3 separate regions of the Homo sapiens genome follow, and regions 1 and 3 are each linked to region 2. A link is a loop called in an ENCODE intact Hi-C map of the cell type or tissue named here. Cell type or tissue: ascending aorta. All regions are shown on one strand. Links, peaks and the distances in the headings refer to the core of each region. The heading gives the core; the rest is flanking DNA. Region 1 has its middle 22 kb from the start of PLEKHG3. Region 2 overlaps PLEKHG3 (pleckstrin homology and RhoGEF domain containing G3). Region 3 has its middle 33 kb from the start of PLEKHG3.

What was found. Hi-C counts contacts between places; a loop is a spot of excess contacts. Peaks named below come from ENCODE experiments on the same cell type or tissue, not always from the same donor. Only the 100,000 strongest peaks of a DNase experiment are listed, where the experiment ranks them.
Region 1: a loop joins it to region 2, with 2.7 times the contacts of the local background. A loop is called at or near these places in 21 of 110 quality-filtered maps.
Region 3: it touches region 2 in a loop (3-fold over the local background); 21 of 110 quality-filtered maps call a loop at or near these places.

The regions. Positions count from the first base shown.
Region 1 is chr14:64,679,119-64,685,152 of GRCh38, forward strand. No RefSeq gene overlaps it. Among named protein-coding and RNA genes, the nearest start is that of PLEKHG3, 22 kb to the right of the region's middle. RefSeq lists an enhancer at 846-1,390. In ascending aorta, for the core only: no CTCF peak of the experiment used is centred there; DNase peaks (open chromatin) are centred at 2,813 and 3,233; H3K4me3 peaks cover 709 bases; H3K27ac peaks cover 2,500 bases.
Region 2 is chr14:64,743,089-64,749,122 of GRCh38, forward strand. PLEKHG3 (pleckstrin homology and RhoGEF domain containing G3) reads left to right here. Exons shown (of 17, transcript NM_001308147.2): 17 at 1-6,034. The coding sequence ends at 615. SPTB (spectrin beta, erythrocytic) reads right to left here. Exons shown (of 36, transcript NM_001355436.2): 36 at 3,195-6,034. Among named protein-coding and RNA genes, the nearest start is that of MIR7855, 40 kb to the right of the region's middle. In ascending aorta, for the core only: CTCF peaks have their summits at 2,855 (motif pointing left) and 3,085; DNase peaks (open chromatin) are centred at 2,508 and 3,398; H3K27ac peaks cover 2,465 bases.
Region 3 is chr14:64,668,268-64,674,301 of GRCh38, forward strand. No RefSeq gene overlaps it. Among named protein-coding and RNA genes, the nearest start is that of PLEKHG3, 33 kb to the right of the region's middle. In ascending aorta, for the core only: a CTCF peak has its summit at 3,452 (motif pointing right); no DNase peak of the experiment used is centred there.

The DNA.
Region 1 (6,034 bases), core at 1,787-4,286, 64 kb before region 2:
TTTGAAGCCCAGACAATTCATCTAGCCTGATTACACGAGGGTTCTCACAGAGATTTTATTGCTTCATTTCCTTTTCTTTTCTTTCCTTTTCTTTTCTTTCTTTTTCTTTCTCTCTCTCTCTCTTTTTTTTTTTTTTTGACAGAGTCCCACTCTGTCACCCAGACTGGAGTGCAGTGGAGCGATCTAGGCTGACTGCAACCTCCACCTCCCAGGTTCAAGCAATTCTCCTGCCTCAGCCTCCCGAGCAGCCAGGACTACAGGCACGTGCCACCATGCCCAGCTAATTTTTGTATTTTTAGTAGAGACGGGGTTTCGCTATGTTGGCCAGGCTGGTCTTGAACTCCTGACCTCAGGGGATCTCCCACCTTGGCCTCCCAAAGTGTTGGGATTACAGGCGTGAGCCACCACACCCAGCCACTTTGTTTCTTTAAAAACAAAATTTGTATGTTGTGACTTTAAAAGTAGCTGTGCTAAATAAATCCTCATCTCATTCCCTCCTGGAGACTCAGTGTGGGGTGGCAGAAAGAGCACTGGGGTCACACGGACCCAGGGCTGAATCTTGGCTCTGAGGCTGGCTAATGGCACAACCGAGGGCAAGTCATTTAACTGCGCTGAGCCTGAGCTTTGCGTTTTTAAGAATGGAGGTCGTGATACTCTTCCCGGTGGTTGTTCTGGAAATGAAGATGGGCCCTAGAGAAGTAGCCAGCAGAGCGGGGAAAGCCTGGTTCTGGAGCCAGAATACCTGGGCACCTGGGTTTGAATTCCACTCCTTGCCAGATGAGTGACCTCAGACAGGTTACAAACCCTCTCTGTGTCGTAGCTTCCTTCACTAGTGTGTGGGGTACTTGGACAATGCCTGGCACATAGTCAACATCACCTTAGTGTAAGCTGGAGAAAACATGCAACATGGTGCCAGGCACTAAACACACACGAGTTCCTTTCTTCTTCCCCTCCCAGAGGAGCCCAATTCTGTGCGTCCCTCTGGTGGATACACAGGACCTTAGCCTAGGCTCTTCAGCCTAACCCTGTAGCAATTTATGATACTTCTGAAGAAATCAAGTCCTCCCTTTTCTCTGTACATCCAATGATGAGTAAACTCTCACTTGTCACTGTAGTCACCACGTTTTCACTCTCTCTGGCCCCTTAAATGGAGCCACAGTCCTAGCAGGCCTGTGCTTATACCTCCAGCCCTCATGCTTATATCCCAGGAAGCATGAGTGAAAGCCTAGCCCAGGGACAGGGCAGCGTGATCTCCTGCCCGGCTTGACTCACGGTGATTTGTTCAGCTCTGTGGCCTGGGCCCTGGCTCCCGAAGCCTCCCTGGGGCCTGTTTGGACCTGTTCTTTCTCAGGTTCATTAGTCCCAGCTCACTAGCTAGACTCTCAACTCTGCATGCCAGCCCCAGTCACTTTCCCCATTCTGACACGCCCGTTTGCTCTCAGAGGCCCCAGCCCCCAGCCCTGGAACTGGTAGAGGGAGGCAGCCTGGGCCAGAGGCCAGGGGCCAGACTCTGAATCTAGAAAAGGAGCCAGAGTCTTGTGATGCTGAAAACCAAGACAGCGAAAATCTGTGGGTCCTGCTTCTGTGTCTTATAGAAACCCTTCTGGCTGTAGCAGTTCCAGGCCCAGGATCTGGATCTCAGAAATAAAAGAGACATTAGAACTCATCTGGGCTGGCTCTTCCCTTATCTGAAGCAAGAGGCCACACTGTAGCATCCCAGGCAGGGTGTCCTCCAGGCCCTGAGTGAAGTGCCCTGTAATGGAGAACTCACTGCCTTTCCACCCCGCCCACACCATGGCTATACCCGTGTCTAGAAATTCGGCTTCTGGAACTCTGACCCAGTGCTAGCTGAGGCAGGAGGATTGCTTGAGCTCAGGAGTTTGAGATCAGCATGGGCAACCTAGTGAAATCCTGTCTCTTTTTTTTTTTTTTTCTTTTTTTGTGAGACAGGGTCTCATTCTGTCGCCCGGGCTAGGGTGCAGTGGCCCGCTCACTACTCACTGCAACCTCCCCTTCCTGGGCTCAAGTGGTCCTATCGCCTCAGCCTCTGGAGTAGCTGGGACCACAGGCATGCACCACCATGCCCAGCTAATTTTTGTATTATTTAGTAGAGATGGGGTTTCGTCATGTTGCCCAGGCTGATCTTGAACTCCTGGGCTCAAGTGATCTGCCTGCCTTGGCCTCCCAAAGTGCTGGAATTACAGGCGTGAGCCTCCGTGCCTGGCCAGGAACTGGATTTTTTTATTTAAAAATTTGTAATTGAGTAACATGTAAATTTAAATTGCCACATGTGTAAAGTACTATCTTGAGTAGAAAAAAAGCCAGCACAGTGGCTCATGCCCGTAATCCCTGCACTTTGTGAGGCTGAGGCAGGAGGATCACCTCAGCTCAGGAGTTTGAGACCAGGCAGGGCAACATAGTGAGACCCTACATCCACCAAAAGAATAGGAGAAATTAGCCAGGTGTGGTGGTATGTGCCTGTAGTCCCAGCTACTCAGGAGGCTGAGGTGGGAGAATCACTTAAGCTGGGGAAGTCGAGGCTTCAGTGAGCCGTGATCTCGCCACTGCACTCCAGCCTGGACAACAGAGTAAGACTCTCAAAATAAATAAATAAATAAAAATAAAGAATAAATTACCAAATGTGGCTAGTGGCTGCCGTATTAGACAGCACAGGTCTGGAAGGCGGGGGAGGCTCAAATGGACACGCCCTGTTGGCTCTGCTGACTTCATCCCAAGAGGAAGAGGGAGGCTGGGGGAGGACCAGAGTGGGGCTCCCAGGGCCTAAGGAAGATACTAGAGAGGGAAATGAGCCTGTCTCAGAAGGACACTGCCATATAAGGCTTTGTTCCTGGTGGGAGGAGCCCTCCAGATGTCTGAGGAGAGGGAAGCTGAGGGCCGGGGGCAGGGGGAGGGGGAATGATTTAAGGGCACCCCCAAAGAAGTCCTCCTGAGATTTCTTTTGAGACGGCGTCTCACTCTGTTGCCCAGGCTGGAGTGCAATGGCACGACCTCCTGAGATTTTTACAGGGACCCGTTTCACATAAGAGGTCTGCTTTGGTAGTTCAGGCCTGCAAGGACTGTGGGTCTTGGCAGAGAGAGGAGGCACTGTTATTTTTTCTTCTGAGGCCATGTGAACGGGGCAGGCCGTGTGCATAGTTTCCATGGCATAATCTGACTATAAAGCCCTGTGTGTCTGTGGGGGAGGGACAAGGAGAGGCCCTCGGCCCAGCCTCAGTCAGAGCTGGGCATGGGCCCAGGAGGCACATTCCCTCCCAATTCCTGCAAGGTCCCGAGCCGTGGGCAGGGCAGGGCTGGCCGGAGCTCTGGAAGCTCATTTGGTTGCTGACTGGGGTGAGGGTGTTAGCTCTTCCAGATGCCAGGACATGAGACAAAGGAAAGGTAATCTCCCAAGAACTGGGCCAGGCTGAGGCTCAGGCAGAACACAGGATGTGAATTCACTGGGAGGCACAGCAAAGGCAGGCGAAGGAAGGCCTCCTTGTCTGCACCTGGCTACTGCCTCCTACCTGCAAAACAGAAGCTACTGCCAGGCTGGCCGGGGCCCAGCCCTGAGGAGGAAACTGAACAGGATCATTCGCCTAGAGTGATTGTCAGCGGGTTCACCAGACACCTTTCTCTGCTGGAGAAAGGATGCCTCTAAAGAAAAGAGGCCACTCTGTTAGCCTCTCCAAAACTGCGGCTTCCTGGACAGAAGTCAGGGATGCAGAGCACAGGCTAGTATTTATTAGGCAGCTACTAGGTACCAGGCTCTGTGCTAAACATTTTGCTTTTCTAATTTATTTGGAACAATATAGATTAATAATCATTATGACAGCTAATATTTCTTGAGTGTCTACCAGGGATCTGACATCAATTCCTTTAATCCTCCCAAACCTCCCTATCTATGGGTTGAGGGAAACTATGCCTTATCTGCAATTTTGCTATAAATCACCCAGCCAGCGAATGCCCCAGTGGGGATTTGAACTACACACCATCTCCTCATAACCACTGATTTTCCTGACAAATCCTGGCTGTAGATTCTGTGACGCCCTATGCCAGGGTCTTTGAAAAAGTTCCTACCGCTCCGAATTACCCATTTTGTCCCAAAGCCCCCACCTCGGCCTGCTTCCCGTTTCTGCCCTGGCTCCTTGGGGCCTCTAAGACTGGAGTCTCAAAGCGGCTCTGTCCCTAGAGGGTGGTTGTCCCTTCGCCCGCTCTGGGTTTGTTATGACGTACTGGTCGGCAGCCCCAGGCCGCAGAGGTTGCCCAAGACAATCATGCTTTTCTGAGAGGCAGGCTGTGCTGCGAGTCTCAGGCCGCAGCCGCACACACAATGCCCTCTGTCTCCGCTGGGGCAGAAAGGCGCATTATTGCGGGTCAGGTGACTCTGGCTCCACTGGCCGTGATGTTTGTGCTCCACATCTCCCACGAGGCACCTCCCCACGATGGCAAGCATGGCCAGGGGCTGGGCAGGGAGGGGGCACAGGGGCACTCAGGGCCTGGGTGTCCCTTCCCCTGGAGGTCCCTGCCTCACTTCCCCTATCAGACCTGTCCCTCACCCTCCATCCCCACCTGTAGGTCCTTCCCCTGGGTCCCAGGTCTCCCTCTCCTAAGCCTTTTGAGTGCTAGAATTTATTTATTTACTTGTGACAAGGTCTCACTCTATCGCCCAGGCTGGAGGGCAGTGGCATGATCTCAGCTCACTGCAACCTCTGTCTCCTGGGTTCAAGCGATTCTCGTGCTCAGCCTCCCCAGTAGCTGGGACTACAGGCATGTGCCACCACGCTCAGCTAATTTTTGTATTTTTAGTAGAGACAGGGTTTCACCATGTTGGCCACGCTGGTCTCAAAGTCCTGACCTCAAGTGATCCGCCTGCTTTGGCCTCCCAAAGTGCTGGGATTACAGGTGTGAACCACTGCGCCCGGCCTAGAATTTAAATTCCTCTGGGAAAGCACACAGCACCGTGCCTGGCACAGTATGCCCTCCACAACATGGCTTTCTCTTCTGTTTTCCTCTTCCAGTTTCTCATGTTTGGACTTTGTGCAGGTTGGAGATAATTTTGTCATCAGGAATTTTGACAGAGACCCTGAAAACAGCTGTGTTCTTAATAACAATAACAGCCACAGTTTACTAAGCCCTTAGCATGTGGCTGGCAGTGGGCCAAACCCATGGAATCCTCACAACAGGCCTGGGAAGGCGATGCTCTTCCCAGTCCCACTTTAAGAAACAGAGGCTCCTAGCACTTGAGTGACTTGCCCAGGGCGGTGACGCTGGGTGGTGGAGCTGGATTCAGACTCAGTTCCATGCTCCTGACCGGTGTGCTATCGTGCCTGTGTTACTTTCTCAGGGACGTTCTAACAAGCCACCAACATTGGGTGGCTTAGAACATTTACTGTCCCATAGTATGGGAGGCTTGAAGTCTGAGATCAAGGTGTTGGCAGGGTTAGTTCCTTCTGAGGGCTGTGAAGGAGAATCTGACCCAGGCTGCGGGTACACATTCACATGTTTTATTTCACATAGCCACACACATACATGTTTACACACAGTTGTACACATGTGCTTACACAACCACACATACATGCTCTGACCCAGCTTTGGGCGCTTGCTGGCCATCTTTGCTGCTCCGTGGCTTGCAGATGCATCACCCCATATCTGCCCTTATCTTCATAAGGTGTCCTCCCTATGTGTGTGTCTCGAAGTCTAAATTTCCCCCTAAAATTAGGACATCAATCGTACTGGATCAGGGCCCACCCTAACAACCCCATTTTAACTTGATCATCAGCAAAGTCCCTATTTTCAAATAAAGTCACACTCACAGGTACTGGGAGTTAGGACTTCAGTATCTTTTGGGGGGATACAATTCAACCCACAACAGGGCCCTTCCCTGCTTTGTACCTTTGTGGCTTGGGCTTTCTTAGGAGCATTAAAAGGAAGTGGTGCGGCCGGGTGCTGTGGCTCATGCTTGTAATCCCAGCACTTTGGGAGGCTGAGGAAGGCAGATCACAAGGTCGGGAGTTTAAGACCAGCCTAGCCAACA
Region 2 (6,034 bases), core at 1,632-4,131:
TTCTTCAACCCGTCTGCTGTCAGCCAGAGGACCACCTCGCCTGGGGGCCGGCCCTCCGCCCGGAGCCCCCTCAGCCCCACAGAGACCTTCAGCTGGCCCGACGTCCGTGAGCTCTGCTCCAAGTATGCCTCCCGCGATGAGGCACGCCGAGCAGGGGGCGGCCGGCCCCGCGGCCCACCCGTCAACAGGAGCCACTCGGTGCCGGAGAACATGGTAGAGCCACCTCTGTCGGGCAGGGTGGGCCGCTGCCGCAGCCTGAGCACCAAGAGGGGCCGGGGAGGCGGAGAGGCTGCCCAATCCCCTGGGCCTCTGCCCCAGAGCAAGCCGGATGGAGGCGAGACCCTGTATGTCACTGCAGACCTCACCCTGGAGGACAACCGGCGGGTGATTGTCATGGAGAAGGGACCCCTTCCCAGCCCCACTGCAGGGCTGGAGGAGAGCAGTGGCCAGGGACCAAGCTCACCGGTGGCCCTGCTGGGGCAGGTTCAGGACTTCCAGCAGTCTGCAGAGTGCCAGCCGAAGGAAGAGGGTTCCAGGGACCCGGCAGACCCGAGCCAGCAGGGCAGAGTGAGAAACCTTAGAGAGAAGTTCCAGGCCTTGAACTCTGTCGGTTGATGCTGACTCCTGGGGGAGGGAGGAGTCATGTTGGAGGTTGGGGAAGAACCTGGGCATCCTTCCCCTCAAGCCTGGGCTCATGGAGCCCCTGCCCAGGGCCCTCAGGTGGGCGGAAAGTCCATCCCCTCCGCCCTTCAGGAAGGATGCTCCCGTGTGCAGGGGTCTCCTGCCTGTGCCATCCACTGGGGCTCGAGACAATTTCCCACTCACCTGTGAGGCCGGTGTGGCTGCTTCCCTTGTAAATAGTTGTTCTCTGGTAAGAAGCCAAATATTTAAGCTCACTTCTTCCCAGAGAGAGGAAGCTCTGCTCAGGCCTCCAGCGTTGGCTGGCCATGGCCACAGCCAGATGGAGGAGCCCATCCCCAGGAGACTCAGGCAGTGGCCTGGAGAGGCTTTGTTCTGTAACGGTGCCTTTTCTTAGGGTCCAGGCAGGAATGAAGCCAATAATTTATTGCTTTCCATTCTGTGGTATGATGTGCGTGTGCGTGAGTGTGTGGCCCCTGTTTATTCCCCTCCTGTCAAGAATGAAGTGGATTCAGTTCAGGTACTTTTGAGGGTTGTTGTGCTGACCCTGTGGTTGTCGCTGATGTACACACATTTCATTATTTGCCAATGGTGCAATAACCACTGCTGACCAACCCACTATGTGTGAACTCCTTCCTAGGCTTGGCTGGGGTAGGGAAGGTTATTCATGGGCCAGGGATGTCTTAGGGAGATGGAGACATGGAGGTTGTTCCTTCCACACTCAATTGTCACTTGGGCTTATGAAACATAAGGCACCCGGGTACTGGTGGGGGAGGTGGGGCAGGAGGATGTGAGGGCGGGCTTTTTCTTTCTGCTGCCTAGACTCCCATGGGCTTCTCTGTCTAGCAGCAGCCTGCTGTCCTGTCTAGGGTAGGGGGTCCCGCATGCCAGCCTTTTGCTCTTTTCCCCAAGGGCCAGAGTTGGACCAAGAAAAAGGGAGGTGGTGAGGTGGATAGACTGTTTTTCTCATAAGCAGATGCTCCCAGTATCTGGTGCCTTTTGCGTTTCTCTCCGGTCCCCAGGAAACATCCTAGAAGACAAGGATTTTTTTTTTTTTTTTTTTTGAGACAGAGTCTTATTCTGTCACCCAGGCTGGAGTGCAATGGCGTGATCTTGGCTTACTGCAACCTCCGCCTCCCAGGTTCAAGCAATTCTCGTTGTCTCAGCCTCCCAGGTCGCTGGGACTACAGGCATGAGCCACCACACCCAGCTAATTTTTTGTATTTTTAGTAGAGACGGGGTTTCGCCGTGTTGACCAGGCTGGTCTCGAACTTCTGACCTCAGGTGATCCACCCACCTCGGCCTCCCAAAGTGCTGGGATTACAGGGGTGAGCCACTGCATGCGGCTGAAGGTAAGGATTCTAAACTCGGAGACTAGAAATGTCCTAAAGGTGTCTGCAACATTGGATGAGGAGTACAAGTGCATTTTTCTGGGATGATTCCTCCCTTTTTATCACATTCTCAGAAGTATCTTTGATTCAGAAGAGTTAGGAATGCCTCCCTATTTCAGTTGGGTTTTCTGCCCTTTCTCCACAGAGGTCCAGACTCATTTTGCTTAATTTTTTTTCTAGCTGGGGCCTGGGAGGTAGAGGCTTCAGGGCCTGGGTGGTAGAGCTGCCTGACAAGTGTTCAGCAGGGCTGCTGGGTCAGGGCCCTGTGGGCCTTCTGACCCAACCTGAAGATGGGTCTGCTAAGTCTAACAAGGTCAAGGGAAGATCAGAGGGACCCAGATTCTTTTTTATCCCCCACTTGAAACGGAGTCTTGCTCTGTCGCCCAGGCTGGAGCGCAGTGGTGCAATCTTGGCTCACTGCAACCTCCGCCTCCCTGACCCTCACACTGTCCAGTGCCCTTGTGGTTACTCAGCATCATATCTTGAGACTGGCCTGGCAGGAGCCAGTGACTGTGGAATGACCACAGAAGATTCAGGGCAGCTGCCAGACCAGGGGCTATCTCTGCCCTGCGCTGCTTCTGCTCAAGAGAGGTTGTCACTAGCCTCTGATCTTCCCTTGAAGAACCCGACTGGGGCTCTTCAGAGGGTGGGGCCCAGGAAGTTGTAGTTAACCCCTTCCCCAGGCAGTCCTTACACGGCCATCTAGGTATGCCTGGGAACCTTGCACCAGGTCGGTGGTTCTCACTGGCTGCCCATTGGAATTATCTGGGGAGCCTTCTGGAAACGCAGTGCTTACATTCCATCTCCCTAGACCAACAGAAACTGCCCTCTGGAGGTGAATCCCAGGCTTAGAGATTCTGATGATTCTGCGGTCCAGTGAGTGCTGAGATCTGTCCTGAGCTCTGTGGGGAGGGGCCTGGACTGATCACTGCTTGGAAATGATTTTGCCCTACAGTAGGCCTTCAAGTTGATCAAATGCATGAATGAGCAAGCTTTTCTTGGAGTTTGTGATGAAGCCCAGGAACCGGGTGCTTGCAGTCGTCCCATAAGGCTCCCAGGGACAAGCTAGAGAATCTGGCTGTCCCTCTGTCTCCATGGTGCCAGCCCTCTTAGGCTCAGTTCAAAGGGAGAGGAGGCTAGTTAAATAAGAAACTGAGAGAAACATGGAGCATTATTGATTTATTAGAAAAACTAGTAAATGGGTTTCCTCTGGTTGGTGGAAGCACGGTTGAGCAGGTGGAGGACAGGACCCAGCTGGCCCCAGGGCCAGCCCCAGATTGCATGGTCTGTGCCCAACAGGGTTGCATTCCTCTGCAGCCGCCGCCTCCTCATTTCCTCCCTGAGCTTGTTTGTCCAAGCCACCAAGCCATGTGGTCCCGCTGGCTTCATCCTCCTCTGGATTCCTGCCCCCCTCCCATGAAGGGAGGAAGAGGATTCAGGGTCAGCCTAGGGGACCCTGGCTCCCTCCGATAGGCAGGAAGGAGGAGGGATGCGGAGGAGAGGCTGAGCCTTCCACGGGCCTCCTGTTAGGGGTGTTGGTGGAGGCCAGGTTGGGGAGGGAAGCCTAAGGACCCTCCACACCTCCCACAGCCAGAGTCAGTTGAGGCTGGGACAAAGGGGAAGGAGAGAGGGAAGGAGGACCGCCTGACCTTGCCCAGAAGGAGCTTCCTCTAAACTGCCCTGGGAAGGAAGCCTGGTATGCTGGTGTGGACTGGAGCTGTGTCAACCTCGTTTGGGAATACTGTCAAAAGACTGTAGAGTAGAATAAGGAGAGAAAAAAAAAAAAAGACCTTGCTAGGGCACTGGGAGAGCTTAGCCCTGGTGTGGCACACACAGGGTCTCCCAAAGCTGGATGCCTGCATTTTCAGTCTAGTTGGTCGAATGTCTTGGAGCCTGGGTGACAGGAGGGATGTGTGGGGAGCTGGCAACAGAATGGTCACATGCAGCTGGCTGCCCTGGACCAGGCCAGGGGACCTGGGGTGGTGAGATGCTAGCTCTTCCACTAGAGCCCTTCCTTTCTCGGGTCTGTGGAGTTGCTTGCTGGAAATGCCTCACTTCAGGTGCTGATTTGGCACACGTGGAAGGGGGAGGGTGGGCCCTTGTCCCTAGGCTCCCTAAAGACTGGCCCAGGGAAACAGTTGAGGGAGATGTTTGCCACCATCTGCCCTTCAGCAAGGAACCTGCTCTCTGCCCCAGAGGAGGACATGCCTGCAAGTGCACCAAAGGCCTACTTTATTGCTAGGTGAGTGCAGTCACCTCACTGCCTTGGTTTCCCCAGATACAGAAAGAGGCTGGTGAGTGATACACACTAGGTTCCCTGTATAGGGTCATATGTACCAAAGCCAAATGAAGACCTTGCTCACCAGGGCGGGAACCTGGGGATGTCAGGCTCCATCGGATGACGTCTTCCTTCCTGTGGCTCCTGCCTGCTGCAGTTGGTGTCACCCTGACATATAGTGTCAGGGCCACAGGGTGGAACTGATTTCTGCCGGCACTGGTCAGCACTCAGGGTTCCTCAGGGGGCCTCATTCTGGATGCCTGCCCCTGTGGCTTCTACCTGAACCTCACCCACTTCATCTCCATGGAACTAAGGTCCTTCTCACGGGGAAGGTGATAGAAACTTGACTGCAGGCCCTGGGGACTTTCATGGTTTCCTTGGGGGAAAATGCCTGCTGCCCTCCGCCCTCCCCCCCACCCCCGACCCGCTTGACTGCTCTCTTGGACCTAACCCTAGTTTGATACTGGGCCAGAACTGTGTTGCTTTCGGAGTAGAGTGGTGGGGAAAATATGGAATGAGCTTTCTCTTCCTCCAGAAGTATGACCTGAGCAGCAAGGGGAAGGCCATTCCTGGGGACGTTGGTTGCAGAGCTTCTGGTGCTCAGGGCTGGAGGGTGGTAGATATTTGACCTCTGTACTCATGTGACCCCCTCCCCGCCAAGACCTGGGGCCAGGACGTGGAGAAGCTGATCAAGGGGTACCACACCTTCATGGCTCTGGCCCTGACATTTGTCCCAGTTGTGCAGGAGTAGCTGTCACATGGGTGGTGATACCAAGACATGGCTGCGTCTGCCACCCCGAGAAAACAGATGATCAACTTTACTGTCTGCCCAGCCATTACCCTCCAAAGTCCCAGCTGCAGACAGGATGCAATTGAGCATTTGGCTTTGGGATGCTTTACTGCAGGTGCGGGGGGTATCCATCTTATATCTGGGGGCCCACACTGTCCCGTAGGGGGCCTATGTCTGTTGGATATTGCTGGTTTGGCTGCCACTGGGAGTGGGGCGAGGGTCCCAGCATTGAGAGGGAGAGCCTTAGGCAGTGTTGTGACGCACCTGTCACTCCTTCAGATCAGAGCCCTGTGCCCTAGCCACGGTTTTCAATGAGGAATGGTCTGACCTTGCTGCCCTTCCTGGGACCGCCTGTGGTGGCACAAAGGGTGCTAGAGGCACTCAGCCAGGCCCTGCCAACCGTGGGAGGGTACCCTTTGATCTGGGGGGAGAAGCAGAGAGGAGGGATGTGGTGGCCCCTGAAGTGAGAGTCCCAGTTCTGCGGAAGCCCAGTGGGAAGGAGGCTGGCAGCTCCCAAGGCCCTGCACCCAGTCTGGTCCCCTCAGCCCCCCAGAGCCCCTGGCCCAGAGCTAGGGCTTTGTGGGCCACCTGAAGGCTCCTTCCTCATGCCCCTAGGGGGCTGGCCATGCATTTCCAGTGTCTTCTTCCTTTCCCCTTTCCCTGGCTGCCACCAGGTGGGAGGTGACCCGAAGCAAGACTTGCTTTAGGAACGGGCAGCGTTTGAAGAACCCCATCAGCCTTCTCCAGCTCTTTTTTTTTTTTTTTTTTGGTTGGGGGTAAGGGGCCTGTGCCCCCTCGGCTCAGGAGGAGGGTGGGAGAGGAGGGCGTGTGCCTCAGAGAACCGTTTCCTGCCCCCAGGCCTGGAGGCCCCAAAGGCGCCAGAGGAGCTGGGAGCCCCTGTCCCTGGAGCGGAGCCAGCGCGGGCGAGGGCATGGA
Region 3 (6,034 bases), core at 2,314-4,813, 74 kb before region 2:
TGCAGGAGAGACAGTTACATCCAGGGCTGCCCTGATTCTTCACTCCCATCCCCAGGTCTGTGCCAGGGCCTCTCAGAAGACAAGAGTGACCCACAGTTACTTCCATTTTTTTGAGGTTCCTAGTATATTAAAATATGAAGAAATGCCAACACCCCCCACCAAAAGATGGTGAGAGCGGTGGTGTTTTTTGTTTGTGTGTTTGTTTGTTTGTTTGTTTTGAGACAGAATCTCACTCTGTCACCCAGGCTGGAGTGCAGTAGCGCGATCATGGTTCACTGAAGCCTCAACCTCCTGGGCTCAAGCAATCCTCCCACCTCAGCCTCCCAAGTAGCTGGAACCACAGGTGCATGCTACTGTGGTGTATTTTAAATGTTTACATTTGACAAATTAATACTTCTATCACAGAAAAAAATAGTAAAGGTAATGTGTTTTTGCATGATAATTCCAGGGTACATTTTAAATATTTTACAGTGCTCTACAGGCAGTGAGGAACACAAGTTGAGAGTTCTATCCTGAACATTGCTTCTTTCAGACCTGTCATCTGGAGCTAATGTCAAAAGCCAGAATGTGGGGCCCTTTGTTAATTGTGAGATGAGAGCCTGTGCCCCTCTATACCTTACCCTCACCCCTAAATAGGCCCACAGGCTCCCTTACACCTAACAGCTGCTGCTATTCTCTTGGGTTGGAGTGAGATGGTGGAGAATCAAAAGCTGTGTTTTAGTGCTGAAGCCAGTTCTTATTACAACTTTTCTCTGCAGTTTATAAACAATTTGCTCTTAAGATCTTAGCAGTCTTTCTGAACAATCCAGTATGTTTGTTTGCTGCTGCCCAGCAATGCCTGCATGTTTTTGTGGATTTTATTTTGTTTTTAAATTTTCTTCAAAAGCTGTAGTTTATTATAAGGGCAAAGGCAGCAATTATTGGCTCTCCAAATGCAGTCAATCTGAGTGTCAAGTAGATCCTTATTTCAGTCCTCATGGGTCTTGCTTGTTGACCTTGCTCCTGCAAGGAGTGTCTATGAGCTTGCCTTGGCCCTGGTCCTAGGCCCCTCTCTTTTTCTGTAACCTCAAACCCAGATGGCCATGCCCCTTGGATGATGTGGTAGTGGTACTATAAGCCCAAGGATCCACTAAAGGACTCATTTTGAGAAATTTGGCAAAAGAAGTTTGGCTCTATTAGGACATCTTTAAACAAGAGTGAGAGGACATGTGGCATCCTGGATGACTGCCAAGGTCGAGCTGGAGTTCTCTGGAGTGATTTGGGTGCTAAATCCTTGGGTGGGGTCCTGACTATGAACTGTTTCTTTATTTTCCAATTGTAACAGTCTCTGAAGGTAAAACTAGCATCAGCAGTATTAATCGTAATAACAATAGGAAATAGGCTGGGCGCAGTGGCTCATGCCCGTAATCCCAGCACTTTGGGAGGCCGAGGCAGGCGGATCACGAGGTCAGGAGATCGAGACCATCCTGGCTAACATGGTGAAACCCCGTATCTACTAAAAAATACAAAAAAATTAGCCGAGCGTGGTGGTAGGCGCCTGTAATCCCAGCTACTCGGGAGGCTGAGGCAGGAGAATGGCGTGAACCCAGGAGGTGGAGCTTGCAGTGAGCCGAGATCGCGCCACGACACTCTAGCCTGGGTGACAGGGCGAGACTCCGTCTCAAAAAAAAAAAAAAAAAAAAAAGGAAATATTTCAGCATACCTATTATGCACCAGGTATTAGTCTAGTCTCATTTAATCTTCACCATGACTCAGTGAGATACAAACTATTCTATTATACCTATATATTTTTAGAGATGAGGTCTCACTATGTTGCCCAAGCCGGAATGCAGTGGCAATTCATAGGCATGATTGTAGTGCACTACGGCCTCAAATTCCTGGGCTCAAGTCACCTTCCTCCCTCAGCCTCTTGCCAAGTCACTGAGAACACAGGTGCATGCCACCACACCCAGCTTTGGGTACTCTTTTTATGTCCATTCCACAGATGAAGAGACCAAGTTTAAAATGGATGACTTGCCTCAAATCACACAGCTATTGAGTAACAGAGCTAGGATTTAAAGGCTGGTTCATCTGACTCCACATTTCAGGAAGTCTTATTTGGGGGTTTCTAGAAATAAGAAGCCTTATTTGGGTTTCTAGAGAAATTTCTTTTTCCAAATCAACTTTATTTTCCCCAGACCCTTTTTGTGAACAGAGTTTACATCAATGAAAAGAAGGCTCCTACAGTGTGGCGTGAATGCCAGTGACGGGAACACCAAAAGCTCTGAACCTCAGGATCAGGGAGACCACAGCCTGCTCCTGGGATTGTCATGAGCCATTTGGCAGGAGGTGGATCTGCACAGTCATGGAGACCAGACTCCTAAGCAGGTCACCTAAGTAAGGTTTCCCTGTACGCTCTCCACAGGGCCTGGGAACTTCAGAATCTTGCCACAGGAGGAAGCTTGATGAGTATTCACCCTCTGATGTTGTAGACAAGGAAACTGAGGTCCAAGGAGATTAAGTAAAGTGCACCCTGTCTGCACGTCCAACATGGGTCTCCTGGCTCTCACACCATTTAGAGATGAGCCATTTTCTCAATAACAAAGGCAAGGCCCTGAGAGATAGTGTAATTGACCAAGCTTCTTCAGGACAGGGATGTGGACTCCACTCCCTTGGGGTCCAGCAAATGCCTTAGTAACAGTGGCTTGTGGATGGAAGGTGTTATTCAAGCCCTTGCTGGATGAATAAATTATATGCACCTGTTTCTCAAAGTTGCCTTAGTGAAAGAATCATTTGGGGCACATGTTAAAGATGAAAGTTCTAGTCTGAATACTAGACTAGAATGAGTCTATTCAGGACCCTGATAGAACAGTGTATATATATATATATATATATATATATATATATATATATATATACTTGTAAATATATATATATATATTTGCAAGCTGTATATATATATATATATATGCAAGCTGTATATATATATATATATATATGCAAGCTGTATATATATATATATGCAAGCTGTATATATATATATATATATGCAAGCTGTATATATATATATATGCAAGCTGTATATATATATATATGCAAGCTGTATATATATATGCAAGCTGTATATATATATGCAAGCTGTATATATATATATGCAAGCTGTATATATATATATGCAAGCTGTATATATATACACACACACACACACACACACACACACACACACACTATATATATATATATATCTCCACACACACTATATATATATATATATCCAGTATATATCCAGGCAGGACCCTGATACACTGTTCTCACTCTTGATCCAGATAATCCCTAACCCATTATCACCTCCCTTTCATGAACTGAAAGTAGTTTGTTTTTAGGTTTGGCTCTATTGCAGGGCTGGATCTATTGCGATTCTGAACACTCATTTTAACCATGACCTTCCTTACCTCCTCTAGGGGGCAGAAATGAACCACTTGTTCATTCTTTGGGGCTGAACTTTGCGACTTTCTCAGACTTTCATAAGAAAACAAATACCCAGAGGAGATCAGAAAGAAAGCAGATCTTATACATGCTTTTCTTACTAGGTTGAAATGCAGTTGCAATCTAGACTCCTCTAAGAGACAAAATACTGTTAGGCACTCTGGCGTTGAATTCAAGCTGACCCAAGTTCAAATCCAGAATCAAACAAGGGTTGGAGAATGCCTCCCATCTTTATGATCCTAGCAGGCTATTTAAATTAATGAAGCCTTAGTTTCTTGTTCTATAAAATTCTAATACAGTCAGCTTTCCATATCCACAGTTTCCACATCTGTGGATTCAACCAACCACAGATAGAAAATATTGAAAAAAACCCAACAATAAAAACAACAATACAACAAAAATAATACAGATAAAAACAATATAGTATAACAACCATTTGCATGGAATTTACATTGTATTAATATTTGACATGATAAGTTATCTAGAGATGATTTAAAGTATAGGAAAGTTGGCCAGGCACAGTGTCTCATATCTGTAATAACGGTACTTTGGGAGGCCAAGGCAGGAGGATCGCCTAAGGCCCCAGGAGTTTGAGATCAGCCTCGTAAACATTAGTAAGACCCTGTCTCTATAAGAACTTAAAAAAAAAATCAGCCTGGTGCTGTGGTGCACCTGTAGTCTCAGCTACTCAGGAGGCTGAGGCAGGAGGATTGCTTTAGCACAGGAGTTTGAGGCTGCAGTGAGCTATGATCATGACACTGCACTCCAGCCTGGGCGAAGGAGTAAGACTCTGTTACAAACAAACAAAGAAACAAAAAAGTATATGGAAGGATGTGCCTAGGTTATATGCAAATACTATACCATTTTATATCAGAAACTTGAGTATCCGTGGATTTTGGTATCCAAGGGGGTGCTGGAGCCAATCCCAGCAAGATACTGAGTGATGACTATAAATAATACCATCTTAACAGGATGGTTATGAACCTTATACTGCAACTGCTAAGAGAAAAAGTCAGCTGTTATTATTACCACAACTATTACTACTGCTTCCTATAAAGGCATGTGATTATTAACTCTGTTAGGAAGGTAGACTCCACTTTTTTAAATAGTTGGCTAAAGCTCTCTAAAGAGACATTCAGCCCACTCTTTTCTGGGTTCTGTACTAGGATGACATTTCACATCCTGGGAGCCAACAATGTGAATAACACAGAGGCTACATTAGACAGAAGGAAACGTGTTGGTTTCCTTAATAAAATCGAACTCATATTTCCTGAGATTGGCTCTGGCTGGCAGGAGACTCTCCACATGGGAAAAGCGGTTAGATCTCTTGGCTGTGTTTTGCCCTCCAAGGCTCACCTTTCCTGGGAGATTTCTCCCTCGTCTCACTGGTACCACCAATGGGTAAGGAAAGCCACACCTCACTCCACCCCACCCCTGGGGGGACTTCCCCTTCACTACCAACATCACGGAATCTGGCTTTGATTTGATTGAGGGTGGCAGTGAGTTTCTTTACCCAGAGACTTGGGGATTATCTTCTTTTTAGCTTCACCTGGAATAGCTTGCAATGTCGGGATCCTTGTTTCCTAAATTGAGATAATAAGAATGAAAATGATAGCAGTGGTTTCCATTTGTTGAGCACGTCTTCTGCGCGACGGCTTGCTCTCATTCCATCTGTACTACAACCCAGTGAATTTGTCCCCATGACGACTGTCATTGTAAAGATGGGGAAACAGAAGCACGAGGAGGAGGTTAGGTCACTTGCTCAAGGCCTCAGGGGTAGTCGGTGAAAGAGTTTAGGACGAGAACCCAGCAGTCTGAACTCACTTGGCTCTGAATGGAGGTGGATAACCACAGACACTGCCTTCCCACCCCTAGAGACACAGAGAGAGCTTCAGTTCCCTGGGTGTGACCCTTTGCTAAGGCACATGGTGGATGAAGAAGGTGTGTACAGCTCCTTTAGGGCAGTCAGCTTGCAAATGTCTGGCCTAGGTGAGAAGAGAGACACCTTTGAGGTCCTCCCACATCAGACAAATTGAGCCCTGCCCCTAAGCACAGATGCTGCTCCCTCTTGTCTTACCTTTTCACCTCCTTATTTATTTACCACTGTGAGGACAACACTCCACAGGGCATGTGAAGACACAGCCCCCGCCCTGGAGCCTCAGAATTTGTCACCGTCACTGGGAGTTGAGGAAATTGCAGTGTTGAGGTTTCTTGCTTCTTCCTCACTGAGAGAGAAAAACCCCAACTGTCAACAAACCTCAAACCCATCGATCAAATGATGCCTGCGGGCAGGAGCTGGGCAGCAGGGTGTATCTGTGGCAAATGAGATCACGAGAGGGCCTGGGCACAGAAAACAAGGTGATAGAAGACAGACGATGAGAAGAGAGGAGGAAGATTGTGCAGAAGGGGAGGAGTGCATGGAAGGGAGGGAGGCCCTTGTGCATGGATTCCCTGGGGAACCAGGCTGCCAGGGCAGAGGGCCAACAGGTGAGGAGGAGAGGAGGGGGCTATAAGTGGGGGGGATCTGAAGAAAGAGCTTCTGTGTCCTAAGAGGTGGGGGAAAAAAAAG